2 separate regions of the Homo sapiens genome follow, and region 1 is linked to region 2. Evidence: chromatin loops called from intact Hi-C (ENCODE). Cell type or tissue: ascending aorta. All regions are shown on one strand. Each heading gives the region's core, and the rest is flanking DNA. Links, peaks and the distances in the headings are about the cores only. Region 1 overlaps PPM1H (protein phosphatase, Mg2+/Mn2+ dependent 1H). Region 2 overlaps PPM1H (protein phosphatase, Mg2+/Mn2+ dependent 1H).

Region 1 (15,533 bases), core at 4,719-12,718, 50 kb before region 2:
CATCTCATAAAATAATGAAATAGAAGCTAGGAAGTACAGGGGTCCTGTGATGACAGACTGTAGCTTTAAAGGCATTTCTCTACTTTATTGATTGTTTAGTATGAGGTTTGTCAGCTTTCACATGCATTTCGTTCCGTTTGAAACCCCTTTCGTCTCATTGCCCTACTCCAGATTGGAGACCAGCACTCTGACAAATTGATCCCAAGATCAGAGTGATGAAAGAGAGAAAGATCAAAAGGAAGCCAAGGATCACATAGGAAGAGGCATCGTGATGTAGGCACTGGGAAGGTTGGCAGTCGAACATGCTGTCATCTTTAATCCATGGATGCCTCTTAAAGGAAGAGCTTGGTAGTTCAAACGGAAGTGAAAAAATGTTCTGTACATAGATGGATTTGGATATAATTATCTATTTAAGAAAGTAATAAACTAGGCTTGCCCTGGCAGTCATATTGTAATGGAACGCAGATACCTCATTGTGTGTGAATTTGAAATTAAAAAACAAAGTAAACATGGTGAGCTGCTACCATTGCTGCCCCCTCCCTGCCTTGCCCACTAAGGAGAGAGGCACTGCCTTGTTTCCCTTTGTATTTCAAGGAGCTTCTCGGTGGCAACTCAGCCAGAACACTGTCCTCTTAGGCCTGCCGTCTTTTTGCAAAACCAACAAAAAGGCGTATGGATTTTTAAGGGCTCAGACTATAAGTTATATAATATTGCTACTAAGAAAAGTCTTATGTAGGGCCCTCATTTCTGGATTCTTCTGTTCCTCCACTCAAGTCCAGCTCCCCCTTCATCTATTTAGCCACTTATCCATCAGCAAGCAATTGTTGCACGTCTGGCACGTGCCAGGCACTGAGCACTGGAGATTCAGAGACAACAACATAGACTCTGCCTGGAAAATATCCGCGGGGTAGTTCAAGACAGCCATGGAAGCCAGCAGTCATAGCAAGGACTGGTAAGGGTACAGCTAGGCATAGACACCACGGGGTCACAGAGAAGGGGCATGGAGGGTAGGCCAGGAGGACAACAGAAGGCGTTCTGAGCTGACTCAGAGAAATGGGCTAACCATGAGAAGGAAGAAGCCATGTGAAGGGAGTAGCAAGAGTGAGGCTAAAGCAAGAAATACAGGCAAGAACCAGATAATAAAGGAAACTGGAAAAGCTGGGAAGCCATCACAGGGCTTTCGGTAAGACATGTGGCATGATGAGAGCGGTGCTTTAACATCACCTTTGTGACCCTATGAAGCACGGGGCAGAGGAGGGCAGAACAGGGGCTGAGGAAGCAGTGGAGAGCTCCTGAGTCATGCAGGTAAGCTCTGATGGAAACCAGAACCAAGGCACTAGCAGGAATCAAGGAAAGAGAGGGATTCCTGTGCTGCTGAGGAGGTGAAATCTACACGCCTGGGTGCCTATTTGGACATATGGGGTGAGAAAAGGGAGGAGTCTAGAATGGCTGCCTGTCTTCTGGGACGAGCAACTAGGTGGAAAATTGTTTGGTTCCCGGAGATAGAGAATGCTAGAAGACAGATTTGGGAGGGGGCTGGGGACAGGATCATTAATTTTGAACCTTATTAAGTATGAAATGCCAGTGAATATATCGAAGTGGATATATCCGTTGGCAGTTGGCTGTTCCAGGCCGAGCACAACAGAGATATGTGGGCTAGAAAGGTTGTCTGGACTCACCAGCATATGTCGTTGTTGGAGCTATTTATCCATGCAGCAGATATTAAGAGTATACACTCAGGGCTATCTTTGTGAGCATGCAACCTGTGCACCACACAGGGCCCTGCTCTCCGAAGGACTTCACATTTGGTGTAATGCTCTGCTGTGGCTGTCTTGAAATTCTGCATTTTTTAATCAGGGGCCTGTGTTTTCATTTTGCGCTGGACCCTGAAGTTACATAGCCCTGCCTACAATGGCCTGGCACCGTGTGCAGTAGTAGGGCTGCAGTGTCGATCAAGACAGGCATGGTTCTTGTCCAGCTTACAGGCTAGCGTGGAAAGCAGACAGTTAAGTAATCAATTATAAAATGTGATGAGTTCTGTATTAAGAGAGGGACCAGGCTAAGGGAACACGTATGGAGGGATAGGGGTCTAACCTAACCTAACCTTGGTGGCTGAGAATTTAGGGAATGAGAGCACCCAGGGAGAATACTGAGACAGAATCCTAGTCCACAACAGCAAAGAAGGGACGGAGAAGTTGGAGAGAGAATGTCCCGGAAGTTAGGAGGGAAACCAGGAGAAGAAGTTGTATCCCTGGTGCCAGGGTTAGGAGACAGTCAGATGCTGCCTGGGAGATCAGAATGATGGCATGCCCAAGGGATGTAGCAACAAAAGGGCCATTTGTTGACTCAGGTGACAGTAGCTGGGTGTAGAGGGAGGCAAGAAGTTAATTTACCTCTGTTTGAGGGATCCATGGGAGGCGAGGGAGTAGATAGACCCTGAATGTAGATTATTATCAATTTCTGAGGCTTAGGTTCTTAGGAAAGAAAAAAGGACATTTCAAAGGTGGAGTTCGGATTAGGAGAGTATCATCTGTTTGGTTTTGGTTTTACTTTGATTTTAAACAGAATGCTTTAGCATGGTTTTGTTCTATGGGCAGAGATCCAGTGGAAAGAGAGGTCAGAAATACAGGAGTGGGAGTAACTGACATTGGGAGAACCCCGAGGTGTGGGAAGTGACAGAGAGGAGCTCCGGTCAGGAAGAGAAGAGGAAAAGATAGCTGAGGAGCAGTGAGTGTCTAGCTGAAGGCCCCTCTTTCCTCTGTAAAATCTACCCCGTGTGACTTGGTTAAGTGAACATCTGCTGCCTTTTAGTTCTTTTCTCTTCGGGCCTCAAATTCAAGGAACAGTTTCTTCTAAGTTCTTTCATCTGCTCCTTTAATCAGCAAACATTCACTGGGCCCCTGCTTTGTGACAGGCATGACCTAAGCCTTTGGCGTTACCAGGCCCCTGAGCTCCTGGCACTCAGGTCCTAGAGGAGATGCTTCCATGGCCTGATTGGGCATCGCTGGCTCTTCCTAGTCCATGCCTGGGAATTCAACTGCAATTCAGGGGCCGTGCAGAAAAAGAGGAAAAAGTTAAGAGTAGCTTTAGGCAAAATCTTGAAAGAGGAGATTATCTTTGGAATTTATCACATAATAACTTTCACTCCAGCTCCCCGAATTCTCAGGGGCCCTCTAGATCCTGTAAGATTAGGCCCAAACCTAGAATTTCCTGACCCCGCCCCCTTTCAAATTCTCCTGTGTTTCTCCATCCTGTCAAAACTCCTACTCCCTTGTTATAGTCATACTCACCTGGTAATTAGAACAAAGACCATTGGAATTAATTCACACTGATTTGTGAATGGTGGATAACACCTTAGTGGGGGTGGGGTAATAGTGATTGCATTTGACAAGTGGCTCCTGTTTATAAGAAGGAATCTTTAACTTGTCATATTTCAGACAGCATAATAAAAGTGATAAGGAGTATTATAAGAGGCCTCATCTTCTCACAGTCAGTTCCCCTAAACTTTTCCATTTTCTCACAGCTTCCACTGTTTTTTTTTTTCCTAGAGTCATAAGTTCTCTAAAACCCCTAAGATTTTTGTCATCACTCCTTCCCTTCCTGGATGCGCTGCCCGCCCCTCCGCCGCCCCCGCCCCGACCCCCCACTTTCCCGTTTCTATGACAGCAGCAACTAGGGCACAGGTGGTGAGGGGTTGGGGGTGGGGTCATGACAGCTGCAGCCATTTATAGGGATTGTTTCCAAGTCAGGAACTGCCTCTGCACTGGGAGAGAGGGATGCCCAGAGGCTTCTTGGCACAAAGAATGCAGCCTCCCTAGAATGAAGGAGGCATCCACTCAGATCTGAGCTGATCGAAGGCATTTCCCATGTTGGTGGCTCCTCACTGAGAAGCATGTCAGGTCTCAGGTCTCTAGCTCCCTGATGCCTGGGAGCTGTTGGGTTCATATAGAATGCAATTCCCCAAGCCACTTCCATTTGTTGTAGAAATGGCAACATTCTGCCACAACCGATCGATAGCTGAAAAGTGGCTGTCAGGAACCACTTTGGAATCAGAAGGTCTGGGAACAGGAGGCACCGCTGGGAATAGACCCAGGAAAGGTTGCTCATGGTTATCGATCCTGCAGCCTCTCCTATAGACATCTGCTTTGGGGAACGCCGTTCCCTCAAAAGTCCTTGACTGGGCAATAGCTCTTAGATACACTTTTTGGAGTGTATGAGTTTCCTGAGCCTTGAGATGAGTGGTTTTGGTTTTTTTTTTCCCCCTGGACCCAGGATATCACCCTAGAAATTCAACAGTGTAGGCCACACATTCTCAGACATCCCTGTGCTTATGAATCACCAGGGGATCTTATTACAATGCAGATTTTGATGCAGTAATCTCAGGGTGGAACCTGAGATTCTGCATTTCTAACAAGCTCCCAGGTGAAGCCAATGCTGCTGGCCCACAGCATCATTGGAGTAACAGGGATCTAGAGCTGCACTGTCAAATACATTCAACACTAGCCATATGTGACCGCTTAAATTTAAAGCTAAGTTCATTAAACTTCAATAAAACGAAAAATTCAGTTCCTTGCCTGCACTAACCACAATTTAAGTGCCTAGTACCCGCATGTGGTTAGTGCCTGCCATATTGGACTGCACAAACAAAAACATTACCATGATCACAAAAGGTGCTATTCGATAACCCTGGGCTAGAGCAAGACTCTGTTGCATCACTCATTCATTCATCCATCCGTCCATTTATTCACTGAGCATTTGTTATGTGCCAAGAAGTATGGTTGGGGCTGGAGCATTAAGGCACACTTCCAGCTAGCAGAAAACATAAACATAAGCTAACTAGAATGCAATGCACTTAAAAGAGAGATGCCTCTCATGTGGTGAGGGATTCAGAGCTGGGAACAGTGAACTCTGCCATGCAAGTGGGAAAACAAAAACATCTCTTGGCATTTCATGTGTGACCTGAACCAAGCAATGGTTGTAACAGAATCAGAGCATTTATGAGATTGGCTACTGACAATGCATTTTCACCATTTCAGGGCCATAATCATCAGAAATGGAGAAATTATCCCCATGTCTTCAGAATTTACCCCCGAGACGGAGCGCCAGCGACTTCAGTACCTGGTAAGAGTCATCTAGGCTTGGCAGAGGGCAGTGGCATCAGGGATGGCATCGGAGCTGTTCTGGAGGAACACGTTGCTACTGACATGGGAGCAGGCTCACCGCATTCAAATGACATATGGTATTAACTCCCCCACACACACCTTCTGGATCACACATCCTGGCTCCGTGTGTGACGACACACTCCACCTCCGTGAATTTATTATTGCGGCTGATTTTCTCCCATCTGTGACCAATTGAAGACATGGTGTGCTCTGGTTTTGTTTTTTTTGTTTTTTTTTTTTTTTAATGGCTTCTTATGTACAATGTGAAATGCAGTTTTGAAAAACACAGATACCTTCTTCCATGGCCCGCTACTCACTTTAACTCAAACAGGGAACTTGGTCTGATTCCCGTTGTGAGGAAGAATCTGCCCACGTGGCAGCTCTGAGGTCTCTGCTGACATGCCACTACTTCATGCTCAGATATGAAGTCTTACAGGCCCTTTGGAAAAGGTGCAGGTGTCAGAAAATCTGTTTCTATCCTGAAAATAAGTTCTCTATGTAGATTATTCTCTTTGGAATGAAATTATGAGCGGGCTCAGTTTTCTGGGAAACAGAATAGACTCACTTCCTTGTCTTCAAATTCCAGGGGCAAGGGTATTAGGCTTAGAATCTTGGTTTAAAGTGACTCTGGTAATCATCCCAGGTGGCCTTGGGGCAGATACCTCTAGGAACTAACCCTGTGAATCATAGTTCTGTGGATGAAATATTTTCTCGCCAACTGGATTTCTTTGTAGACAACACAGCTAAAGTAGTGCCCATCTGCTCTTAGGAAACAATTGATCCAGGCTACTCAAAAAGGACTTTGCATCTCTGCATTTCAGTATTTGTGGTCAGGATTTAATTAATTTGGTTGATTTAGAAAGCAGCTCTGCACTTTCCTTCCATTTCCATGTCTGTGTTTTCATTCATTTTATTCTATGAACTGTGTCACTTTAACTACTTATTTGGTGTATAAGACAGCAGGAATCCAAAATGACTGTAAAAACAGTACTTCAATCTTTCACCTACTGTTGCTTTCTAACCTTTGTGGTGGTGTCTTAAGCTGATAAACTTGAAACCACTACTAGGGAATCCAGGCTTCAGACCTCGTCATTTTCTTTGGTAGTCTAGGCCGGTGGAAAGGACCCCACTGCAGCCTTCAGATCTTCATTCTGGCCCCAGCTGTGTTACCAGCTGGACAGTTTTGTGCAAGTTTCTTAACCTTTCCTGACCTCGGTTTATCACTTGTGAAATGGAGAGCTGGACGATAGGGCCACCAAGGGCCTCTGAGCTGCAAGGATCCCTCCAAGTAGAATTCGTTATAGCTAGCCTCTCTGCCACCTGTCTGGCTTTCTCCACTCTATTCCACAAGGCTATCCAAGTGACCTCATTACCCACCTTGTCACTCCCCTATCTAAAAGCCTTTGGCTCCCTGCAATTTACAGAATGCAGACCGCCCTTCTTGGCCTTGCTGGAATCCTGGCCCCTGCCCACATCTCCAGTCCTATCTCAATGTTGCCACCACCACCACTGCCACCAGGCATCCCATGCTCCAGCCACAGAGAACTACCTTCCATTTCCAGGACATATCATGATTTCTCTGATCTCTGACCCCCATGCCTTTGGAAGTATGGTCTGCCTGGATGGCCTTTTCTTTCTTTTCTGTTAGGAGAACTCCTCTTCATTCTTTAAGACTCCAGCACAAATATCACTTCTTCTGCAAAGTGTCCCCTAATCCTCCTAGGGAGTCAGTCCCCAGTGCTTGTACCACAGCTTCCAGATCCCTGCAGTGTGGCTCTCAGCATATGGTGTTGCTTGTTCTGGTCTCTCCCCCTCTTCAGACTGTGTTCTGGAGGGCAGGCCACTTACCTTAGTCACCTCATATTGCCAGTATTCAACACAGCACCTGGCACAAGGGAGATATAGAACCAGTATCTGTTTACTGAACGAAAGATTTAAAAACAGGCTGGGCACGGTGGCTCATGCCTGTAATCCCAGCACTTTGGAAGGCTGAGGTGGGAGGATCGCTTGAGCCCAGGAGTTCAAGACCAGTCTGGGCAACATGGCAAAATGCTGTCTCTACAAAACAAATCCAAAAAAAAATTAGCCAGGCATGGTGATGTGTGCCTGTAGTCCCAGCTACTCAGGAGGCCGAAGTGGGAGGATCACTTGAGCCCAGAAGGCAGAGGTTGCAGTGAACCGAGACTGCACCACTGCACTCTTGGGGCAGCCTAGGTAAAGAGTGAGACCTTGTCTCTTTAAAAAAAAGAAAAAAAAAATTAAAAACAATATTCATATTGACTTCTAGATCATTACCAAACAGTCCTTTCTCTTCTGCCCTCCGCCCAAACATTTCACAGCAGGGTATGAAGCCTTTGCCTTCCTTGCCTCTATTATATCCTATCCTCACCTTCCGTTGTTTTTTTGTTTTTTGTTTTGAGACAGGGTTTCACTCTGTCGTCCAGTCTAAACTGTAGTAGCACAACCATGGCTCACTGTGGCCTCAACCTCCTAGGCCCAACAAATCCTCCTACCTCAGCCTCTGTTTAGCTAGGACTACAGGTGCACCACCGTGCCTGGCTAATTATTTTTTTCTTTTGTAGAGATGGGGGGGTCTCACTGTCTTGCCAGGGCTGGTCTTAAACTCCTGGGCTCAAGCAATCCTCTCACCTCAGCCTCCCAAATTGCTGGGGGTTACAAGCGTGAGCCACTATGCACAGCCCACCTCCTGCTCTTTATTGAAACCCATTTCCTATTCAGGTTTCTGTTTTCCTACAAGAGGCAATGAATAATAAGTTAACTTTTTGCACTTTCTGTTTTAAAATGATTTCATCTTTTCATGTTACAAGAATGGACCTGGGAGGTTAACTTGGTTGGGGGAAGTATAGGAATGCTGACATTTTCAGATTCCCAAATGTCAGCGGTATATTTTGGGATGGTTGAAATAAGATGCATGTGGCTTCAGATCTCACGTAAGTGTATGTAATTTCCACAAGGAACTTCAGTGACTCCCAATTTCTTCAACAGTAATGGGATAGAAAACTTCAGAAGTCTGTGTAAGGACTAATACATGCCGTACTGTTTTGTGACAGAAAGTACTACTCATTTAGCTATTGTATGAGGAATTAAAGTCTTACCACTACAAATCTGTCTTCATCTGTTTGGGCTGCTGTAGCAAAAAACCATAAACTGGGTAGTTAATAAACAACAGAATTAATTTCTCACAGATGTAGAGGCTGGGAAGTCCAACATCAAGGTGCTGGTAGAGTCAAGGTCTGGTGAGGGCTCTACTTCCTGATTTGTAGGCAGCCGTCTTTTTTTTTTATTTTCTTTAAAAAAAAAAAAAAAATTCATGTGGCAGAAGGCACAAGGATGCTCCCTGGAGCCTCTTTTATAAGGGCTCTAATCCCATTTATGAGGGCTCTACCCTCATGACCTAATCACTTCCCAAAGGCCCCACATCTAAATGCCATCACACTGGGGATTTGGCTTCAACATGTGAGTTTTGGGGAGATACATTCAGTCGGTAGCAAAGATCCCACTGGCCTGCAAACCAGGGTAATTTTTTTCCTCGTTTTTATTTAAGAACCATTTCTAACGTTGCTAAGATTAATGCATAATTTGGTGTCGCCCTTAAACAATCAGTGTGGACACTATTAGTCCACAGAACCGAACCTAATGTCTGAATTTTTAAAAGGTGAAAATGCTGCCCATATCCTTTTTAATCCTTACTCCTAAATCAAATGGGTTACTCTAGTTTATAACTAAAAACATTTCTCCTCAGACATCAGGAGTTTAAATACTCAGAACATAAAATACCCTGAGTTAGAATATTCATAGCATAAAATAATCTTATGGTGAAATCTTTATGGTAAATACTTGAGGGAATTAGAGATTAATAGTGTAAAATCTTGAAAATAGTATCGGCCAGGCATGGTGGCTCACACCTGTAATCCTAGCACTTTGAGAGGCCAAGGTGGGCAGATCACAAGGTCAGGAGTTCGAGACCAGCCTGGCCAACATGGTGAAACCCCATCTCTACTAAAAATACCAAAAAAAATCAGCTGGGTATGGTGGCACGCGCCTCTAATCCCTGCTACTCAAGAGGCTGAGGCAGGAGAATTGCTTGAACCTGGGAGGCGGAGGTTGCAGTAAGCCGAGATTGTGCCACTGCAACTCCAGCCTGGGCAACAGAGCAAGACTCCATCTTGGCAGGGAGGGGGGTGGAGAAAATAGTATCAACTATGAGAGGAAAATAGGAGTGTGATGTGGATTTCTCCCAGCCCAGCCCAGTCATGAGTCATTTGACCTCTAGTTTCCCCTCACACTCTGTCTCTGAATCTCCTTTCTTCCTGAATGAAACGGGTAGCAATACTTCCTTTTAGGTACTCATAACATGCTCAGAAATTAAAACGAAAAGTAACTGCATGGTAATATAAAATACAGTATACTGTGTTATAATTTTAAGTGCGTGTAATCCTACTGATTCATTATTTTAAGCATTCATTCCCTTGAATGATTACAAAATAGTTTAGTACAATGATAGTTGTATCATCTTCCTTAACGTGGCCTCATCAGTTATTAGTCACTGAAAAATTAACAGTGTATTCCTTGTTCTTAGGGTAAATCAAATTTTATATTTAGGGTATATGAAGAAACATCTATGATAGAGTCATTAAAACTTCTGGGTCCCCATCCTGGCTAACACGGTGAAACCCCGTCCCTACTAAAAATACAAAAAAATTAGCCGGGCGTAGTGGCGGGCGCCTGTAGTCCCAGCTACTCGGGAGGCTGAGGCAGGAGAATGGCGTGAACCCGGGAGGCAGAACTTGCAGTGAGCTGAGATCGCACCACTGCACTCCAGCCTGGGTGACAGAGAGAGACTCTGTCTCAAAAAAAAAAAAAACCGAAAACAAAAAAAAACTTCTGGGTCCCTAGCCACTTGCATTGAGCAGATGTCTGCAGTCCCAGGTCTGTTTGACTTGTAGAAATGGTAAATGCTTTTCTTGCTAGTGAAGAAGGTGGTCAGAGTCCTTTCTACATGAACCATTTTGATCCACATCAAAGAGGAATGTTCAGTGTTCTTGGTATGCACAGTCTGGACATTCGGGGATTATGGAACTGGAAGCAGATTACAAGATGATGGATGTGGCAGGCACATTAATTTTGTTTGGTCTTGCATTCTGACCTCAGAGGGCCCTTCATGTGGCTCTCTGGGTAATGTGAACTTTGTTTCATAGATTCTCAGGCAGGGTGATTAATTGAGCAGGCTTGAGGGTTTGACATGTTCACACGGAATGTGGCAGGTGTGTGATGAGGAGTTCAAGGGACGGGCACTCCTGCCTCAGCACCAGGGAGAGCTGATGATCTGCAGTCGTGACTAACCCTTGCTCTTCTGTTGCTGGGTTTTGTTTCTAAGGTCTCCATGGTGATTGAAATAAAATATTTAAGGGGCTTCACCAAGCTGGACAGAATGTTTTGGTGGAGTCAAGGCTCAGATAGGAGGGAAGGGTGTCTGGTTGATGGACATTTCACAACAGATTTTACTGTTCTGATACTGTGGCCTCAAGGAAATCACCCCTACCTTTGCTTCAGGTCACAGCCAGAAATGGATCTCCCTCAGGAGACATCCATAGCCCTGAGGTATGAGAGTGATGGTTTTCCCTCCATTCTGCCGGTACATATTTATAAACTCTGACTTGATTACATTAAGTCGTGCCGGTGTCATCATATCTTCAAATAACATACTTCTGTCCTTGCAGAATAATCCAAGTTTGCAGCTGTTTTTCATCAAGGGCAATGTATAGAAGAGATGAACGTGGGTTTCAAGTACATATTTGATGAACACAAGTGCAACATTATCTGAGGTGATTTCTTGCAATGTCCTTGGAACTACCCCCAGCTCTCAACGCCGAGCCGGGTTCTGTTTGTCTGCTGTTTCCCTGGTGCTGCTTGGCTCTCTGGGATTTTTCCTGCTCAAGAGTTGTCTGCAGAAAAGTATTCCTTAAGCCTGAACCTGCTTTGAAGACAGGAGGCTATAAGTGGGGAGGTTCAAGCGTGCTGGTGGGTCAAAATGACAGGTGCACCACCTTGGCATCCCACCTAACCTTGAGAGCAGGTGGCTAAAGCCAGCAAGCCTGGCTTTATTCAGAAAGAGACAGTTTCAATATCTCCGTGTTTTGCTCCCTGGGAGAATGTCTGAGTCATAAAAAAATCCACTCCAGTCCCACCTACTTCCTCATTTAACCTCCTTTCATAAAATGGCATATGAGGTTCAAATTTTCTAATTATAAAATGGCAGACTAGAAGCTATTGTGGCATTTTTTTCTGTTTACAATAGGTCCCCTGGATCACGTAGAAATTTAAATGTGAACTTCTCTTAAAATCTTCATAAACCAGGCAGAATTTTATTCGTATTCAGTTCTGTAATAGCTTATATATACAAGCTCGGTTCTTGTTACTTTGAGATTTTTGACAACAAATTAAGAACAGAGTTCTTTATGAAAGAATCCAACCTATACATATTTGGGTCTCAGCCATTTCACATTTTTTCTAACCCAAACCAAAATATTCTATTCCTGCACTGTAAATCAGGCAGCCAGCCTTGGCTCTGGAAAAGCTGTCTCATTTGACTGTTAGCGTGACTGTTAGTGATCACCAGTGGTTTGGCTGACATTATTAATTTCATTTCATTCTTGACCTTAGACTTTCTATCTTGATAAATCATCTTGAATTGCAAGGCTTCCAATCCTCTTCTCATATAATCTGAGGAGATTTTCCCCTTCTAAGGGCAAGAAAAAGGAGAGATTACTCAATTAAAAAAAAAAAGTTTTGTATTGTACACGGAAAATTCGTATTTTGATTACTTTCTCTCAAATGCTGTGAGGTCTGAACATTTAAAAAATTAATTAATGTATAAGTTTTAGGTAGAGGATTCTAGTTTTAGTCAGAGAACTTTACAAAAGATTTTCTGTCGTGGAATCTGCCATCTCATTTATCTTATTTAACACATGAGTATTCTTATTTTCCACATTCTGCTGATGAGGGTGGAAATTGGAACAACTCCTTTGAAAAAGAGTTTGGCAGTCTCCCTGAAGTTGAAAGTGCTGTGGTCCAGCAGTGTTACTCCTAAGTGTGTACCTAACAGAAATGCGTATGAATGTTTACCCAAAGACCAGAGCGTGCATAGCAGCACTGTTTGTAACAGCTTAAACGGGAAACTTCCATGTGCCTCCATGTGAAGAGACCACCAAACAGGCTTTGTGTGAGCAATAAAGCTGTTTATTTCACCTGGATGCAGGTGGGCTGAGTCCGAAAAGAGAGTCAGCAAAGGGAGATAGGGGTGGGGCCGTTTTATAGGATTCGGGTAGGTAAAGGAAAATTACAGTCAAAGGGGGGTTGTTCTCTGGCGGGCAGAGTGGGGGTCACAGGGTGCTCAGTAGGGGAGCTTTTGAGCCAGGATGAGCCAGGAGAAGGAATTTCACAAGACCATGTCATCAGTTAAGGCAGGAACAGGCCATTTTCACTTCTTTTGTGGTGAAATGTCATCAGTTAAGGCAGGAACCGGCCATCTGGATGTGTACGTGCAGGTCACAGGGGATATGATGGCTTATCTGAATGCCCCTGGAAAGTAGAATGGGTAAATAAATAATGAAATAATCACAGGATGGAATTAACATACAGCACGGAGAATGAGCAAGTCGCAGTTACACACAACATGGATGAATTTCGCAGACTTAATACCCAGCAAAGAGGGCATCCTGTAGGATTTCAGATGAAGCACAGAAACAGGCAAGGCCAGTCTTGAAGTTGGAATAGTGCCCCTTTGGGGCAGTGACAGTGATTGGATGGGGTGCTGATGATGGGGTGCTGGTCCCAGGATGCTGGTAATGTTCTTTCTTGATCGGGAGGCCAGCTACACAGGTGTGTTCAATTTGTGAAACTTCATCAGCTTGTATGCGTATGAGAAGAGCACTTTACCACATATAATTCACTGAAAAGTTTAAGTAGTTTCACTTTATTTAACTCCATGTATCCTTTCTTTAACTGCACATTACCCTTTGCAGGAGGGGCCATCTTTGGTGCCAATGTCTGCACTCCTGCCTCCTCTCTGCCCCACTCTCTTCTCTCCTAGGATTACCTCCAAATGCCATGCTCTCTCCCACTTCCCTGCCTTTGCTGTGGCCACACTTGCCCTAGAGCTCTTGCCTGACCAACTCTTAAGCTCCTTTGCAGATTCTCTCTGATCCTCTTCAGTGTGTGACCCACTCTGTTCCTTGGTCCCTGTGAATGGCTCCATTTCTGCCCGTAAGCCGCCCTCAGCCTCCTTCACTTGTGTGGGTCAGCTCTGAGCAGAGGGTCCTCTTTTTGTGTTCTTTGAGCCCCAAACCCCTAGTCCCTGGTACTTAGCATATGTAAGGGCTCAAATGTTAGTTGCATGAATTCCTTTGTCTGGATACCCCAAGCCCTGGGACAGTCTCCTTCTTGGCTGACACTACTCACTGGCCAGCTGACCACAAAGCAACAGGAAAAAAAAATTATCAAAAGGAGGAAGAAAATGAGGAAGCATTTTGTATTCCCTAGCAAGCAATTTTGAGTAACCTCAAAGCCCCATCTTTGTGTCCACTGGCAGGCTGGTGCTCAGCCCTCCGCTGGAGCCCTGGTCACCTTAGACTTCTCCCATAACCAGGGCTAGCTTCCCTCCCTGGGGTCTGAGTTCCCTGCTTCCGGCTACCCTTTTTTCCTTGCCCTGCTGAGGTGCTCGAAACTCTCCCTGAGCCCAGGAAGGTGGAGCTCAGGGCCATGTGATCTAGAGTGAGACAGCCTTGGGTGCAGGTTGCTCACCTACTCTAGACTTCTGGCCTCCCTCTTGCCTAGTGAGAGGCTTACTGGAAGGTTCTGGAAGGTGCCTCTTCTTCAGGCTTGTTCCCTCCTGTTATGTCTCCATTCTTCAGGGTACTCAGAGACTTTCTTTGGGATGGAGTTGTTGTATTTTTCCACAGTGCAATGCTCATCTCCCTTCTCTTCCTTTGAAACCAGTTTCTGCTCAGGACTAGAGAGGAGAGTGGCCATAGAAAGACATCCAATTCCCCTACTCAAACTCTGGTGTCCTGCCCTGACACAGTCAGTTGTTCCAGCATCCTTTCCTGAGAGGTGTCCTTGTTCCTGGCCAGATATAACCATGTTTGTAAGTTTCCTTTTTTTAGCTGCTCAGATCACTAAGTGATGAGGATATGTCGTATTCTCTTTAACAAATCTGTGCTCTTTAGAGTCCCTAAGAGTCTTGGTTACTTGCATTTGGTCTTGCTAGGGCAGAGGTTATCAAGCTTTTTCCCCCAGGTGATATTTGTGGCACACACATGAACTTGGGGTATACCTCCGCCCTCTCCCCTCATTTAGTAGCATTCTGTTATGTTTCCTTGAAGGAAAACCTCAAAATTTAGGATTAAAATGGAGGTACAAGAAGAGATCCTTTTTTTTTAATCGGAGGGTGGGCTGGTACACTTTAAATTGCATTTTAAGGCTGGGCGTGGTGGCTCATGCCTGTAATCCCAGCACTTTGGGAGGCTGAGGGGAATGGATCACCTGAGGTCTGGAGGTCAAGACCAGCCTGGCCAACATGGTGAAACCCCGTCTCTACTAAAAATACCAAAATTAGCCGGGCATGGTGGCGCACGCATGTAGTCCCAGCTACTCAGGAGGCTGAGGTGGGAGAATCACTTGAACCTGGGAGGCAGACATTGCAGTGAGCCAAGATTGCATCACTGCATTCCGGCCTGGGCAACAGAGTGAGAATCCACCTCAAATAATAATAATAATAATAATAATAATAATAATAATAATATTTGCATTTTAATATCAACTGCTAATTTATAGGTTTCTCATCTGCAGGCTTATTAAGTGAAGAGACAAAGCATTATTATTTAGGTATTCTTAGGATTGTAAAATAACATCATGGGGTTTTAAAAACCACATGCAGCCATGCACATGTGTTTTTATGGGAAGACATCTATCAATTTATAAGAAGTTAACTAAATCCAAACTACGTGGGTCCAAGATGGTTTTTATACAATATGGGCCTTACTTTTAACTTTTTCAAAAGATTGAAGGCTGTGTTATCTTATAGTTTAAATAATCACTATGTTGTGATTGTGTAGAGCAGGTCAGAATGTCCTGTATTCATTCTTTTAGCAAATACTTACTCAGCACCTTTACTATGTTGGGTGCTATGCTGGGCACTGGAGTGGAGTTAAGGTTTTAAAAATGATGGACACATGGCCGGGCATGGTGGCTCATGGCTGTAATCCCAGCACTTTGGGAGGCTGAGGCAGGTGAATCACCTGAGATTAGGAGTTCTAGACCAGCCTGGTGAAACCCTGTCTCTACTAAAAA
Region 2 (15,533 bases), core at 4,782-12,781:
TTTTCTAATTTTAGTATAAAGTTCAATTCACCAAAACATCATGTTCCTCAAGCATTTCAGGTAATTTAAGCTTGATGGTCTTGCGATGGGCAGGTGGCAAGTTCTGTCCGTGTACCTGTTGGCCTATTTAAAAGCCACCATGTCTCCATTTTGCTTTTGTTGGTAGATACCACCCCTTTCTGAGGACTCCATGAGTTCTTGGAGCTCCTTCTAGATCCTGGACTGGGATTTTCTCTTTCTTCTCCGCGTACCCCTACGCAGAAATTTCAGAGTACTTCTGTGGCCATTACTTCTCATTTTCTTTCTTCAGATGCTTTTAAAGACTGGTGTGGGTAACACCTGGATACTTCGTAAACAAGGTCAGTCACTAGCAGAAACATCAGATTTCTTTGGCTGGAAAGAGCACACAGAGAAGCCGCCATTTCAGGGAGGAGAGCAGGAGAGCCACAAGGGACTCAGAATTTTTCACATTTAGAGTTGAGCACTTCTTGGCTAGAAGGGAGCCAGTCCAGCCTCCCAGCAGGGCAGAGGGCCCCAGGCTTTGCTTTGCATCACTTTTTTTTTTTTTTTTTGAGACATGGCATCAGGCTGGAGTACGGTGGCACAATCTCGGCTCACTTCAGGCTCGACATCCCAGGATCAGGTGATCCTCCCACTTCAGCCTCCTGAGTAGCTGGGACTACAGGCGCATGCCACCACACTGGCTAATTTTTGTATTTTTTGTAGTCAGGAGGTTTTACCACATTGCCCTGGCTAGTCTCAAACTCCTGGGCTCAAGTGATCCTCCTGCCTTGGCCTCCCAAAGTGCTGGGATTACACATGTGAGCTACTGTGTCTGGCTGTGTCTCGTGTCTTTATCCCCTCTGACCCTTGCCCTCAAAAAGGTGTCATGGTTTCATTTCTGCTTAATGTGAACTCTGCCTACCTTCCGAACCAAGGCTGGCTTCAAAATTCACAGCCCTGTTGACAGTCTAGGATGAAGATGAAGACAATATATTAAATTGCAGTGTTTCTTAGCATTTATTTACTTCATCCCCACTCATAGGAGGTAATTACTCTTATCACCCAGGTAATAGAGTGAGGATTCAAGCTCAGGTCTTTGAACCATTTCACTACACCGGATATATTTTTTATGATTAAGGGTTAGGACACTGCTTTCTTCCACCCAGGATGACTTTCACTCCATCCCTCTGTGTCGCCTGTCTTGATGCAATCCACCTTTCTGTGCTAAGTGCCACCTCCTCCGTGGAGCCTTCTCAGTAGAATTTTTACCTCCTCTAAACTTGCATAACCCATTGTCTATGTGTTTTTCAGTACTTAACCATATTTTATGTGTTATTAATTACACATCTCCCTCTTATCTCCCTTACCAAGTTTCTTTTTGGTTTTTTTATTTGTTTGTTTGTTGGTTTGAGACTGAGTCTCACTGTGTCACCCAGGCTAGACTGCAGTGGCATGATCTCAATTCACTGCAACCTCCACCTTCCAGGTTCAAGTGATTCTCATGCCTCAGCCTCCAAGCAGCTGGGATTACAGGTGCCCACCACCATGCCTAGCTAAATTTTGTATTTTTCGTAGAGATGGGGTTTCACCATGTCAGCCAGGCTGGTCTCAAACTCCTGACCTCAAGTGATCCACCTGCCTCAGCCTCCCAAAGTGCTGGGATTACAGGCAAGAGCCACCGCACGTGGCCCCAAGTTTCTTTGTAGTAGGGACGAGGCCTTAGACATTTGTGTCCCCAACATATGATGTAAGTACATAGTAGGCACCCAATAAATGTTTGGGTAAATCAGATCTTCAGCATAACAGGAGATATTTAAGCTGACTGTGTAGGCATTGGTGTAATAGTGTTACTTCCTTACACCATTCAAAAACAGTTCAGGATGAGGTCTCAGCCCTGAGGCCTCTGTGTAGCTATGTCACAGCACTGGTGACATTTTGTTCCTTTCCACCCAGAGGGAATTTGTGGAGATCTTAGCAGGATAGGTTATAGAGTTGATAAGTTTCTTTTCTCCAGCCATAAAACATAATAGGTGAACTCTGGGAGGGCAAGAGCTATTTCTGATTTTTTACACCTTTTACTAGTACATATCACAGGACTAAGGACATAGCTGGTGTTGAGCAAATACTTGTACAGTGGATATGTAACAGAAAGATTGGTGGGTGTGTGGATGGGTGGGTGGATGGATGGATGGATGGATGGATGGATCGATCAATCCTATTGGGTTTGATATGAACTGATTTCTGCAGCTGTAGACGTCACGCATGCATTGGAGTTAGTTTATTGGACATCCTTCCTTCCAGTCTCCAAAAAAAGAAAGCTGAAAAGAAACAGCAGCAACCTGTCAAGCTTAAGATAATGGATAGAAAAAGCACTCCTCAAATACAGAAGTGATTTTGGTGAGCCCTTTCTTGGTAAGAGCTATCCACGTATGTTAGCAGCAAGGGGCCTGGAAACATATCTGGGCAGGAGGAACTGGAAAATTGTTTGGTTGTTCCTAGCCCAGGCAGCTGCACTGGAATGGGATGCTTTCACTGTGTGCGTGTTTCTGATGACCCTCTGCTTATACTCCTAGGCCCGGGTAATGGCAACTATTGGAGTGACCAGGGGACTTGGGGACCATGACCTGAAGGTGCATGACTCCAACATCTACATTAAACCATTCCTGTCTTCAGCTCCAGAGGTACCGCATGAGGTTTTTGTTTATATTTTGTGCAATAAAACATTTTCGGCGTTATTCCTCCTGTGACTCACACCCCATATCCAGACAGTAGCCAACTTGTATTATATGTACTTCCACTGTATCTCTCACGTCTGTGTCTTTTTCCCACTCCATTCTCACTTTGACTCTTCTGGTTCACACCTTCATCACCTCTTACCCAGATGGCTGCACAGCCTCCTCCTGACATTTTCTAAGTCTGCCAATCCATGCTACTTATTGCAGTCAGGTAAATTTTCCTTAAAAACTGACTCCTAATTGCTCAGAAACCTTCAATGGCAGCCCAGGCATGGAGAGTAAAGCTCAGACTCCCATTCACTTGGTGTTCAAGGCTTATTATAATTTGGTCTGGACTTCTCTGATCTTTGTTCTCCTGCACCAGCCAGAATGAACTTGCTGTTTCCCTTACATGACCTTAGGTTTCCCATATTTGCTTAAACTATTCCTTTTGCCAAGAATGCCCTTTCTCCCCAACTCCAAACATCCAAATTCTTTTTTTCTCTGGAGTTTAGCTTAGATGCTTTTTTATGGAGAGTTCCCTGATTTCTTCCTTGCCCAACCAGAAGTAATGTCTCTCCCTACTTGGGATATACATAGAGCACCTTCCACGTACAGTGTTTTCACTGTCTGCCTTCGGTCACAGTTGTTTTGTTTTGTTTTGTATTTTGAGACAAAGTCTCGCTCTGTCGCCCAGGCTGGAGTGTAGTGGCATGATATCGGCTAACTGCAACTTCTGTCTCCTGGGCTCAAGTGATTCTCCTGTCTCAGCCTCCCGAGTAGCTGGGACTACAGGCACACACCACCATACCCAGCTAATTTTTGTATTTTTAGTAGAGACAGGGTTTCTCTATGTTGGTTAGGCTGGTGTTGAACTCCTGACCTCAAGTGATCCACCCGTCTCAGCCTCCCTAAGTGCTGAGATTATAGGCGTGAGCTACCACACCTGGCCTGATCATAGTTATTTATGTATACCTTATCCCCTCGTTAGACTAATTACCTGAAGAGCTTCTGTCATTCAGCTGATGTTTAGAGAAGTTAATTTACAAACAAGTTGGTCATATATTTGGTTTAAAAAAAATCATGTGTCTTACCATATAGGAAACAGTATCGATTTCTATGTTGACTTTCTGGATATATCATTTAGAAATTTTTTTGCTTCCAAATTTGGAAAAGTCTAACCGATAGTATTAGGTTGGTGCAAAAGTAATTACAGTTTTTGCCATTTTTTTTTTTTAATTACTTTTGCAACAGCCTAAGAGTTTAAAGGTAAATTTTTCTCACCCAGTAAGAAGGCTGAAATCTGGTGGCTGCTGGCGTTGGTTCAGCACCTCCATTGTGTCAGGGCTGTAGCGTCTCTGCATTTCTTTGACTTTCCCTTCATGGTTACAAGGTGGTGGCAGTAGGTCCAAGCCTGACATTTCTATGCAAAGATGGAAAGGAGGGGCAGCCTCTGTCCCAACAGATATTCACTTGCCTCTCATTGGCCAGAACTGTGTTACATGACCTTCTAGCTGCAAGGGAGTTTGGGAGAGCAAGAGTTTTAACTCTCCCAATTTCGATAGTAGAAGGAAATCAGGAAGGCATAAGTCAGGAACCAATAGCATTTACTACAATGTGTAATTAAGGTTTTTTGTTTCTTTTTTTTTTTTTTTTTGAGATGGAGTCTCACTCTGTTGCCCAGGCTGGAGTGCAGTGGTGCAATGTTGGCTCACTGCACCCTCCACCTCCCAGATTCAAGTGATGCTCCTGCCTCAGCCTCCCAAGTAGCTGGGATTACAGGTGGGCACCACCATGCCTGGCTAATTTTTGTATTTTTAGTGGAGACAGGGTTTCACCATGTTGGCCAGGCTGGTGTTGAATTCCTGAGCTATAGTGATCCACCTGCCTCGGCCTCCCAAAGTGCTGGGATTGCAGGCATCAGCCACTGCGGCTTGCCTGTAATTAAGCATTAAAATAATTCCTTGGACTGGAAATGCTCAGAACATTTAGACATAACTCTATTTGCATGTACTTCCCAAGAGCAGGTGCTGTTTTAACAAAGACTATTTTGGTCAGAGGAAACAGAAACTTACTAGAGCTAACTCAAAAAAAAAAAAAAAAGTACTGCAAGAAGGCCGGCTATGGTGGCTCATACCTGTAATCCCAGCACTTTGGGCGGCTAAGGCAGGAGGATTGCTTGAGACCAGCATGGGCAACATAGCAGGACCCTTGTTCTTACAAAAAGTAAAAAATTAGTTTGATGTGGTGGCACATGCCTGCCCCAGCTACTCAGAAGGCTGAGGTGAGAGGATTGCTTGAGCCCAGGAGCTCGAAGTTGCAGTGAGCCATGATTGTGCCATGACACTCCAGCCTGGGTGGCAGAGTGAGACGCTGACTCAAAAAAACAATAGTAATAATATTAGAAGAGATATTTATGGTGTCCATGAGCAGAATGATTGAACAGCCAGGCTTTATGGGAAAGTGGTTTTGAAATCAAGGCAGCCCTGCAAAGCCTCCACAGCGGAAAGCTCTCAGCCCTCACATGGAGTTCTGCCACTGATGTGGCCAACCACATTCTTTATGGCTCTGCTACCAATCAGCCCAGTTTCTCACTCTCCCAATTCCACATTTCCGGAGAGGAGTCTGGTTGGCCCAGTTCACCTTTTATATCAGACTAAAGTGACTTCCCAGCCTGTGTATTTGTCCCTTCAGATTATATGTCCACTTCAGTACCCTTTATGGGCACAAACAGTCACCTAGACCCACCACTTTGGCGGAGCTGTGAGCCAGGGAGTGGTTTCCTTAGGGTTTTTTAGAGCTGGGCTGGCATCCATAGTACATGTAGATAAAAGGGACTAAGAAGCCACTGAAAGAGAAAACTCTAGTAAATGTTGGGCATGGAAGATACACACATTTCCTGGTATCACCCAGGATTTCAAGTGAGGTCAGCTCGGTAGAAATAATAATTACCATTTGTCAAAATTCTGCAAGTGTTCTCTCTTGAGTCCTCATAGCAATTCTGCATAATGAAGACCATGACTACATTAGGTGTCCAAAGTTCCCCCTAGAAGCTGGTGGATTCCTTCCCAACATCAGGATCCGTGAATTACTGCTAAAACTACTTCTCACCAGAGAAGAGCAATAAATGTCGGACCTCCAACTCTCTTTTTGAATGCCATTGAGCACAGGGCTTGTAACTGGACTCGTGGACTTTTCTATTCTCCCCCTTACAAGAGAGGCATTTGTCAGATAACTTAAATGTTGCCTTCACCTTTCTACTTTCCAAAAAGCATCCGTAAAGGTCTTGATTTTGCTCCTTAAAGCAAAGTAAAAACCTCCTTCTCCACCTCCCTTTCTCACATTTACTTTTTATATAAAATGAGAAGCAGCAGCTCCACTTGGCTTGAAGGAGAGTGCTCTGTATGCATTAGATTTTAGATCTTCCAATCTCTCTGCTACTGCAGATCTCAGGAAGGGACTGTAGGTTTAAAACTTGGGCCTGCATGGAAGAGTCCCTGAGAACTCGGTAAGAATCCCAGGTGGTTGGTGAGAAACCTTATGTCACCTCGCTGAATGATACTGGTTTGTAGGACACTGAGTTGGTCACTTCAGCATTCGTGGGAGTGGAGAGGATTTAGAATGAAACTGTCAACCTCTGCAAAAATTTAAATGCTCTTAGAAAAGTTCTAGAGTTGAATAAAGTGTGGCAGTTTCAATAATAATAAAACTAATTGTTATTAACTACTTAGTCTGGGTGAGACAACATACCAAGTTTATTTTTAATTGACAAATAATTATGTATATCGATGGGATATAGTGTAACGTTTTGATATATGTTTACATTATGGAATGACTAAGCTAATTAACATATTCATCACTTCATATACTTATCATTTTTTGTGGTGAGAACTTTTAAAATCTACTCTTAACAATTTAAAAATACACATTATTATTAACTGTGGTCATGCTGCCATGCAATAGATCTCTAAAACTTATTCCTCCTGTTTAACTGAAACTTGGTATCCCTTGACCAACACCTCCCTATCTCCATGCAACAAATTAAGGTTTTTACAGGACACATCTCATTTAATCTTCACAACAACACTGTGAGGTAAGTATAGTTATTATACCCAATTTACAGATTGGGAAATTGGAACCAAGGAAAGTAAAATAACCCCCAAAGTTATACAGTTAATAAGTAGCAAGCTGGTACTTGTACCCAGGTCTATTTAATTAGATCAGGTTCTGTAGGGGAGAGAAGCCAAATTCAAGGAAATTTATTTGGTCAGTGTTTAGGGACGTACCAAGTACTGGTTCAAGGGGCTCTGATGAGGGTGCATTTGTCTTAAACCTAAGAGAGCAACTTTGTCTTGGGACCTTGGGGGCCAGAGTTTCCCAGAGAAATACTATTGGCCTCAGATTGAAGTTGTGGAAAATGATGGTATAGTAGAAAGGGTAATTGGGAAAGACAGTAATGGCCTTTGTTGTGTGTGCAAACCGAGACCAGACAGAATTGTGCAAAGTAACACTGTGCACCTATAATTTAGCTTAATGGGTATGTAGTGCGTCTAAGATTCTCTTGCACAAGATTAAAATTGTTGTACATGTTAAATGTTTCCAGATGGAGAGGCCTCCACCAGAGCCAGGAAGGGGTGGCGGGGGGAGGGGGTGGAACTGTTAGAAGGGAAGCGGAAGAGCAGCTTGAATTGGCTACTATGGAGGAGAACACAAGGGAAAAAAATAGGTACAAGGAACCCCCTGTCCACAATTTTTGGAGCAGGAACCCCCTTTCCCTGGGTGGTAGTGACAAAAGCATTCCCATGAGAAGTGGCCTCTGTTGGGAGCCTAGAAAGCTCGATTAACATACTGAAACCACCTAAGGAAGAATAACTGACCCACTTCCTCTCTCATTATCCCATCCTGGGCCCACCTTCTTTCTGTGACTCCCTAAGAACATTCCCCTGCTATGTTCTGTCTTTGCCAGGCGTGGATCTTTATTTCACATTTGGGTTCTAAATTTCAAACCCAGCTCAGTCTGGTAGTTTTAACAGTTGTAGGGGGCTGGGGGTGGAATGTGTTTGAATTCTGAGAAAAAGTGCGCAAAAATCTTCTTGGAAATCAGCATTGTTCCCATTCATCATTGTGGCTCCTAATTTGATTTGATGAGTTAAATAGAAATAAATCAAAAACATGTGGATCAAATTTATGTTAAAAAAAAAGAAACTCACAGGAGTTTAAAAATTAGTGAAGGGTTTCTAGCCAAACACATTTTCAGTTTCGCTGAACACAAGGCGCTGGAAAAATCTCGAGTTTGCCAAACCCAAAGAGCAGCCGCCAGGTTTGCTGAGCTTCTCTCAAACCTTCCCCAGTCTAAGGCAGGGATTTCTGGCCAAGAACTGAATTCCAAGAGAGGCCCTCACCACCAGTCGAGCACAGGCCTGTTGTCTGGAGGTGTGGGTTGAGTGTAGGGGATGTTTTGACTCCCCTCTAGCCTACAGTGCCTGGTTTTTTCTGCCTAACAGCATAGAGTGCAGCCTCTCCCCCAGCATAAGGAAAATGTTCCCAGCCAGGTCCCCCATCCTCTTGCTTAGTGAAGTTTGCCATTAAACTTTTTTATACTGTCCTGAAAGAGTTCAGTGGAGAAGGATAGGATTTGTTAACTCAAACGCACTGGAGCCCAGGCTCTCCTCACATTCTTCTTTCTCAGCAATTCTCCCAGTCCCAGTCCAGCACACATCTCCTGTTCTGTAACTCAGACAGCCCAGCACAGGCTGGCAGCCCAAAACTCCAGATGTTCTCTGTGCCACACCCCTTCTTGGCCAGTGACAGGCCCTCCGTAGAGCTAGGATTCTTCTTAATTTCACCCTTCTTTCCAGCCTCCACTCAAAGACTGTGCTGTTGCCTTTAGCCCCATTTTGGGCTCTTGGAGAAACAAGGCCCTCTCTATTTGGGGCCAGTTTGCGGAGCCAGCTCTCTCCTCAGCTCAGCAAGCCCCCTTTCCGCCCCTGCTAGACTGAACCACAGGGGCCCAATTTTATTTCTGCTTCATTTTTCCTTTCCTTGGTTATCAAGATTCCTATCAGGTATTTTTTATAACTCCAGATCACTTATTTAGCTCACTCTCCATTTTCTAAAATCTAGATTTTCTTTTTCTTTTATCTGAAACAGCCTTCTTTAAAAGAACAAAGACCTTAGACTGTAGTATCTGAATTCCAACCCAGCACCAGTGTTACCAGAGGACTGCACAAGCAATCACAGCCTGTCTTTTCTCTTCCTTAAGGTGGGGTAAAAATCCCTATGTTGACAAGTTGTTAGGAAAAGCAAATGAGAACATCAGTGAAATGAGAGCATCAGTGAGAACAAGATGTGGTACGTGGTCAGAGATAGTAAATATTAGTCTTCCTTCCCCACCGGCTTCTGGAGGTCTTCACACTTAAAGATTCCTTGTATTCACTTTCATATTAATAGAGAATGGGCCAGGCACAGTGGATCACACCTGTAATCCCAGCACTTTGGGAGGCCAAGGCGAGAAGATCATTTGAACCCAGGAGTTCAAGACCAACCTGGGCAACATGGAGAAAACCTTGTCTCTACAAAAATAATAATAATAATAATAATAATAATAATAATAATAATAATAATAATAATAAATAATAAACTCTCCCAAATGTAGTATCTATAAATAATAAATTTATAAATAATAAATTAGTGGTACCTGCCTGTAGTCTCAGCTACTGGGGATACTGAGGTGGGAGGATCACTTGAGCCTGGAAGGTTGAGGCTGCAGTGAGCCATGATTGTGCCACTGCACCCCAGCCTGGGCGACAGAGAAAGACCCTGTTTCCCACCACCCCTCCCCATGAAAAAGAGAGAGAATGAAGGCCAGGCACAGTGACTCACGCCTATCATCTCAATGCTTTGGGAGGCTGAAGTGGGAGGATCACCTGAGCCTAGGAGTTCAAGACCAGCTTGGACAATATAATGAAACCCTGTCTCTACAAAAAGTTTAAAAATTATCCGGGCATAGTGGTGCACACCTGTAATCTCAGCTACTCAGGAGACTGAGAGGCCAGAGAATCACTTGAGCCCAGGAGTTCAAGGCTGCCTTGAGCTATGATCACACCACTGCTCTCGAGCCTTGGTGACAGAGTGAGACCTTGTCTCTTAGAATTCCTACTTTTTTTGGGATTCCCCCATTTTCTCCCATGAAAACATGAATAATATTTAACATGTTTACATCTTAACATTTATAATCTTCTGATTCTGGGTGACTTTTTGTTCCCAAGCCAAAATCCCATTTGGAGAAAGAACATATTTTGTTGTATTTTGTGCTTTCTACAGTCTGGCCCATTCATAAGAAACAATATTGGTGCATACTGACATGGGAAAATGGCTGTGCCATCTGAAGTGAAGCAGAACATGATTGTTCATACAAAGAGAGTGATGATATGCAGAAAAAAGCATATATGCATGGCCGAAAGTCTTGAAGTTTTAAAAAATGGTAACAGTAATTCTATTTGGAAGAGGAAGAAAAATTTGTTTTAAAGAATTTCCTGGACACCTCAAAAAAACCTGGAGGCCATATAATATGGTGGTTAAAAAACTTAGACTGGTAATCAGTCTTGACTTCAAGCTCTATCGTTGCACTTGCTAAGTGACCTTGAAAAAGTACTTCCCTGGATCTCAGGTTCCTGTTTGGTGAAAAAGAGGACAATAGAGTTGTTATACTAAGGAAACCAAGGAAAAAACTGAATGACATATGAAGTACTTAACAAAAAACCTGGCATAATAAATATTAGTTCCTAGCTCTTCTTCCTACTCCATTACAACCACAAAATTTCAGTGGTTCTTTCCATAGGTATCATGAGTCCGGTGGTGTTTACTGAGTAGAGCACTGGGGAACATATCTTCAAGGAATTCAAATTTGTGGCTAGTTAGATGGTTAGCCAAAGAAGGATGAGCCATAAAGCATGTGTTTCCTGCTTTCTAAGGGACTAGGGGATTTGGATATAGGAGGGAGAAGTATATCATCTAAAGAAAAAGAGATAGGACAATTTCTTTTTTTAAAGAAAGGAAGAAATCGTCTAGTGTGAAATAAAATTTGCCTTATGGGGTCATTTGAGTTTGAAAGATTAGCTTGAAGGGCTGTTAGCTCTAATAAAGCTAACTGCCCCAGAGGTCCTTGAACTGGACCTAAGGCAGTAGATAAGGTCTTCAGCAAGAGGAATATCTTAGCCGTAACCATGGGAGATGGGGGAGCTGCAGACAGGGCAGTCATTGCAGGACTGAGACTGTGGCAGTGAGGAGCCGAACTGGGGAAGGGACCGTGGAAACTAAAAGGTGGCATAATGAGGCAGACTGGATTTAGAGGATGAAGCCAAGTAAAATTTAAAAAACAAGACTTCGCTTTCCAGACTATGTGAAAGGAAGAATGGTGGTACTTGTTGAGGTCTAAAGAGGAAAAAATATGCTTTTTTGCCGTAAGTTTTCTGAACCAATTAAAAAAATAGACACTGGAGTCTGGGGTCAAAATAACTTTATAACTAATAACTAGTATAAAGTTAGATTGGTTTGGTTAAGGTTTGGATTTGAGACCAAAATGGAGTTCTCATTCCTCTCCTCTAGCCCCCACATCAAACCCATGGAATAGCTGTGGGCTCTCATCTCCCAATCCCAGAGCGGGAGGGTCTTCCTAGTATTTACCTGCTGGAAGACAGGAGCAGAGGGAACAAGCACCACTTACAGACAAATAGGGACCAGAGAAATAACTCCAGGGAGTTCAGTGTCCCATGTTTCATCTTTCCAGTCTTATTGGGATAGAGGGCATACAAGAGTTATATCCCAACACAATTCCTCTATGCCTTTTTTGGTTACAAAACAAACCTCCTCCAAAACTTAGAGGCTTTGCAGAACAATTTCTGATTCTCTTTCATAGTTCTGTTGGTTGACTGGGTTCAGCTGGGTGGCTCTTCCTTAGGACCTCTCACATGGCCAAAGTCAGATGTGAGTTGGGGCTGGGGTTGTCTGAAGACCTGTCTGGGCTGGAAGTCCAAGATGGCTTTCTCACATGTTAATGTTGGCTGTCAACTGGGAGTTTAGCTGAGGCAGCACTACATGCCTCTCCAGGTGGTTTTGACTTCCCAGAACATAGCAGCTGGATTCTGAGAGGAAATATTCTAAGAGTGGGTGGTTTAAGAATCCCAGATAGGCATGGTGGCACGTAGCTATAGTCCCAGCTACTTGGAGGCTAAGGTAGGAGGATTGCCTGAGCCCAGGAGCTCAAGGCCAGCCTGAGCAACATAGGTGATACCCCATCTTGAAAGAAAGAAAGGAAGAAAGAAAGAAACAGAAAGAAAGAGAGAGAGAGAAAGCAAGAGAGAGAGGAAGGAAGTAAAGGAAGGAAGGGAGGGAGGGGAGGGGGAAAGAGGAAAGAGGGAAAGAGAAAGAGAGAGAGAGAGAAAGGGAGAAAGAGAGAAAAGGAGAAATGAAAATAGTCCCAGGCAGCATCAGCAAGGCTTCTTAAAACCTAGCCTAAGAAGTCCCAGAACATCATCACTGTCACATTCTGTTGGTCAAGGAAATCTCTAAGGCCAGTCCATGTTTGAAGTTAGGGGAATTGGATCCACCTCTTGATGTGAAGAATAACATGCTTGTACAGGGAGGGAAGGAATTGATGGCAGTCATCCTGGAGACAGACACTGTATCACAGCCTTCCTGTAGAATTGCCCTCCCTGCTGTGCAATCTTGAGGGTGAAAGTAATAATCATCTGTCTTTCCAGGACTAAGTAATATAAGTTGATGAGTTAGCTGTTTAGCTAATTAAGAAAGGAAATCTACTTTGCAGTGTAAAGGCATATTTACAAAGAAGCTAATTAAACTTAAGTACTGGGGACCTGCGCTCAGATCAGACCCTGTGAGTTCTGATTGTTGCCGGAAAATGTAGACAGGCTGTTCCAGATGAAGAGGAGGAGCCGGGTTGCAATCAGGAAACATTTATGTAAACATTTCTCAAAGGAAAGGGACCTCAGCTTCCAGGGTTCCAGTAATATGTTGTAATTTTTTTCTCATTAATAAACATTCACATTAGTATCTAAATTTGTATTCATAATTACTTTTGCATTCTTGAGAGCCCCCAAAATTTCATAAACCTCAGACCTCACAAAACATGTATCCCCCTGCAAAAAGGGAAAATGGGGAGTTCTAAGGATACTTTGTTAGGCTAAAGCATTCATATTTGACAGCTTTCTTGATCCACTCTCCAGTCCTGCATATCTGTAATATCTCATACTTCTGTGTTCTCAATTAGCATGGCACACCCTTGGGGGCGATTTGCCTCCCCCAACCACCACCACCACTTTGAATATTTTTGGGGATGAAATCACATTAAGAATATACAGGTGGCCAGGCATGGTGGCTCATGCCTGTAATCCCAGCACTTTGGGAGGCTGAGGCGGGCAGATCACGAGGTCAAGAGATCAAGACCATCCTGGCCAACATGGTGAAACCCCATCTTTACTAAAAATACAAACATTAGCTGGGCACGGTGGCATGTGCCTGTAGTCCCAGCTACTCGGGAGGCTGAGGCAGGAGAATCACTTGAACCCACAAGGCAGAGGTTGCAGTGAGCCGAGATCTCACCGCTGCATTCCAGCCTGGCGACAGAGCGAGACTCTGTCTCAAAAAACAAAGAGTATACGGGCTGGGTGTGGTAGCTGCTGCCTGTAATCACAGAACTTTGGGAGGCTGAGGCAGGCAGATCACTTGAGGCCAGGAGTTCAAGACCAGCCTGGCCAACATGGTGAAACCCTGTCTCTACTAAAAATACAAAAATTAGGCATGGTGGTGCATGCCTGTAATCCCAGCTGCTTGGGAGGCTAAGGCACGAGAATGTCTTGAACCCAGGAGATAGAGGCTGCAGTGAGCTGAGATCACGCCATTGCACTACAGCCTGAGCAACAGAGTAAGACTCTGTCTCAAAAAGAAAAAAAAAAAGTATGCAGAAGCTACTTTCTTTGAATCTGGTATATTCTCACCTTACATGGGAGAGACTTCATGATGTGGCCTGTCCATCTCCATCTCTAACTCTCAGGTCTGGCTATAAAAATCAGTTGTGTGCATCTGTGTGTCATTTACATGGCTTGTTCTCATTTGGCCAATGACTTGAGATTTGCCAACCAGCTATTTGAATAAAACTTGAGATTTACTCTGACACACACCAAAAAACTAACTTAGCAACTCACAATAATTCATGGTCACACAACAGAAACCAACCTGTATGTGTCAAACATTTCCTCTCATTGGAGATTGTTGCCCTCTGATCCCCTCCTGAAAAATAATAATTTCATTTGGATGTTTCAGCTAAATATGCTATATCTTTTTTATATTTATTGCATTAATGCATATAAGAATGTTTAGAAGTTGGTTTCAAAAATGCAAATCCTGGGCATGGTGACTCATGCCTGTAATTCTAGCACTTTGGGAGACCAAGGCAGGAGGTTGGCTTGAGCTCAGGAGTTTGAGGCCAGCATAGGCAACATAGTGAGACCCTGTCTCTAAAAACAACACAAAACTTAGCCAGGCATGGTAGTGTGCACCTGTGGTACCAGCTTCTTGGGAGGCTGAGGTGGGAGGATCGATTGCTTGAGCCTGGGAGGTGAAGGCTGTGGTGAGAAATTGCACCAGTGCACAATTGTCACCACAGCCTGGGCAACAGAGCAAGACCCTGTCTTTGAAAAAGAAAAACTGCAAATCCCTGGAATCCACTTCCTGAAAATCTGAATCACTAGATCTGGGATGAGTTCTGAGCATTTTTACATTTTGGATAATTCTGAAGTAAGTGATCCAAAGACCACTGTTTGAGAAACAGATAATGTCACAGGATCCTTACCGTGTTGCTTCACCAGCCGGAAACCACTGTGGCTGGTGGCATCTTTGCCCAAGTTTTGCTTGGGCCCGCTGGGCCTGTTCTGCCCACTCAGCCTGGCAGGCTGCGCTCAGCTTTTGCTACTGGCCCAGACCCCATGCCTGCCAAGAGTGAGCCAGGCACAGAGCAGTGAGGGGTGTGTGAGCGAGTAAGCAAGTACAGGGTTCGGCCACTACACACATCCAGACATACCACCTTTGGCACCCCAGCACGGCTGAACCAGGCACACCACAAGCGGCTTCCACTGTGGGCACTGGGGAACATGGTGGTGCCTGAAAGCTTGGAGGTACCAGGAACTGTAGAGCCCCAAAGAGGGCATCACAACCCTGGCTCGGGGAGCTCCTAAGTCTGGGTTCCCCAAAGGGCCATGGCTCTTTCCTCCTCTCTTCTCTCCTCCTCATTGCCTGCAGTGTGGCAAGAGGGAGGCGTGTTTCAGCACTGTTTGTGTTACAATTCTTTCAGTCCCGCCATTCAGTGGGTCCTGAGTTCTTGTCCCACATCCAGGAAGAATGAGGTACATGGGCAACTGGAGGGTGAGCAAGGTGAAGAGGTGCTTTACTGAGTGATAGTACAGTGCTCAGGAGACCTGAAGTGGGTAGCTTCTTTCCACAGGCAGGTCATCCTGATGAGTGCAGCCCTCAGTGGAGATGAGACCCAAAATGGGTAGCTCCTATCTGCAGGCAGGTTGTCCCATTGTCTCTGTGAGTCTGGCTGAGTCTGGGGTTTTTACAGGCTTCAGAAGGGAGGAAGTGCAAGCTGATTGGTTCAGGGGTGGCCATGAGTGGGCCAGAAAAGCACCATAAGCTCTCACTCCAGGCTGTGGACTCCACCTGGAACTGACAGCCTGGCTCCCATGCTTCAAGTCATCCTTGGCTTGAAGATGCTGCTTTACCGCGGACCTGCCCCTTTCC

Evidence for each region. Hi-C counts contacts between places; a loop is a spot of excess contacts. Peaks named below come from ENCODE experiments on the same cell type or tissue, not always from the same donor. Only the 100,000 strongest peaks of a DNase experiment are listed, where the experiment ranks them.
Region 1: a loop joins it to region 2, with 4 times the contacts of the local background. A loop is called at or near these places in 4 of 110 quality-filtered maps.

Annotation. Positions count from the first base shown.
Region 1 is chr12:62,727,090-62,742,622 of GRCh38, reverse strand. It overlaps PPM1H (protein phosphatase, Mg2+/Mn2+ dependent 1H), which reads left to right. Exons shown (of 10, transcript NM_020700.2): 5 at 5,037-5,121. Among named protein-coding and RNA genes, the nearest start is that of MIRLET7I, 130 kb to the right of the region's middle. In ascending aorta, for the core only: no CTCF peak of the experiment used is centred there; no DNase peak of the experiment used is centred there; H3K4me3 peaks cover 1,462 bases; H3K27ac peaks cover 2,753 bases.
Region 2 is chr12:62,676,850-62,692,382 of GRCh38, reverse strand. PPM1H (protein phosphatase, Mg2+/Mn2+ dependent 1H) reads left to right here. Exons shown (of 10, transcript NM_020700.2): 8 at 2,577-2,684. Among named protein-coding and RNA genes, the nearest start is that of MIRLET7I, 81 kb to the right of the region's middle. In ascending aorta, for the core only: no CTCF peak of the experiment used is centred there; DNase peaks (open chromatin) are centred at 5,222, 7,362 and 8,042; H3K27ac peaks cover 3,599 bases.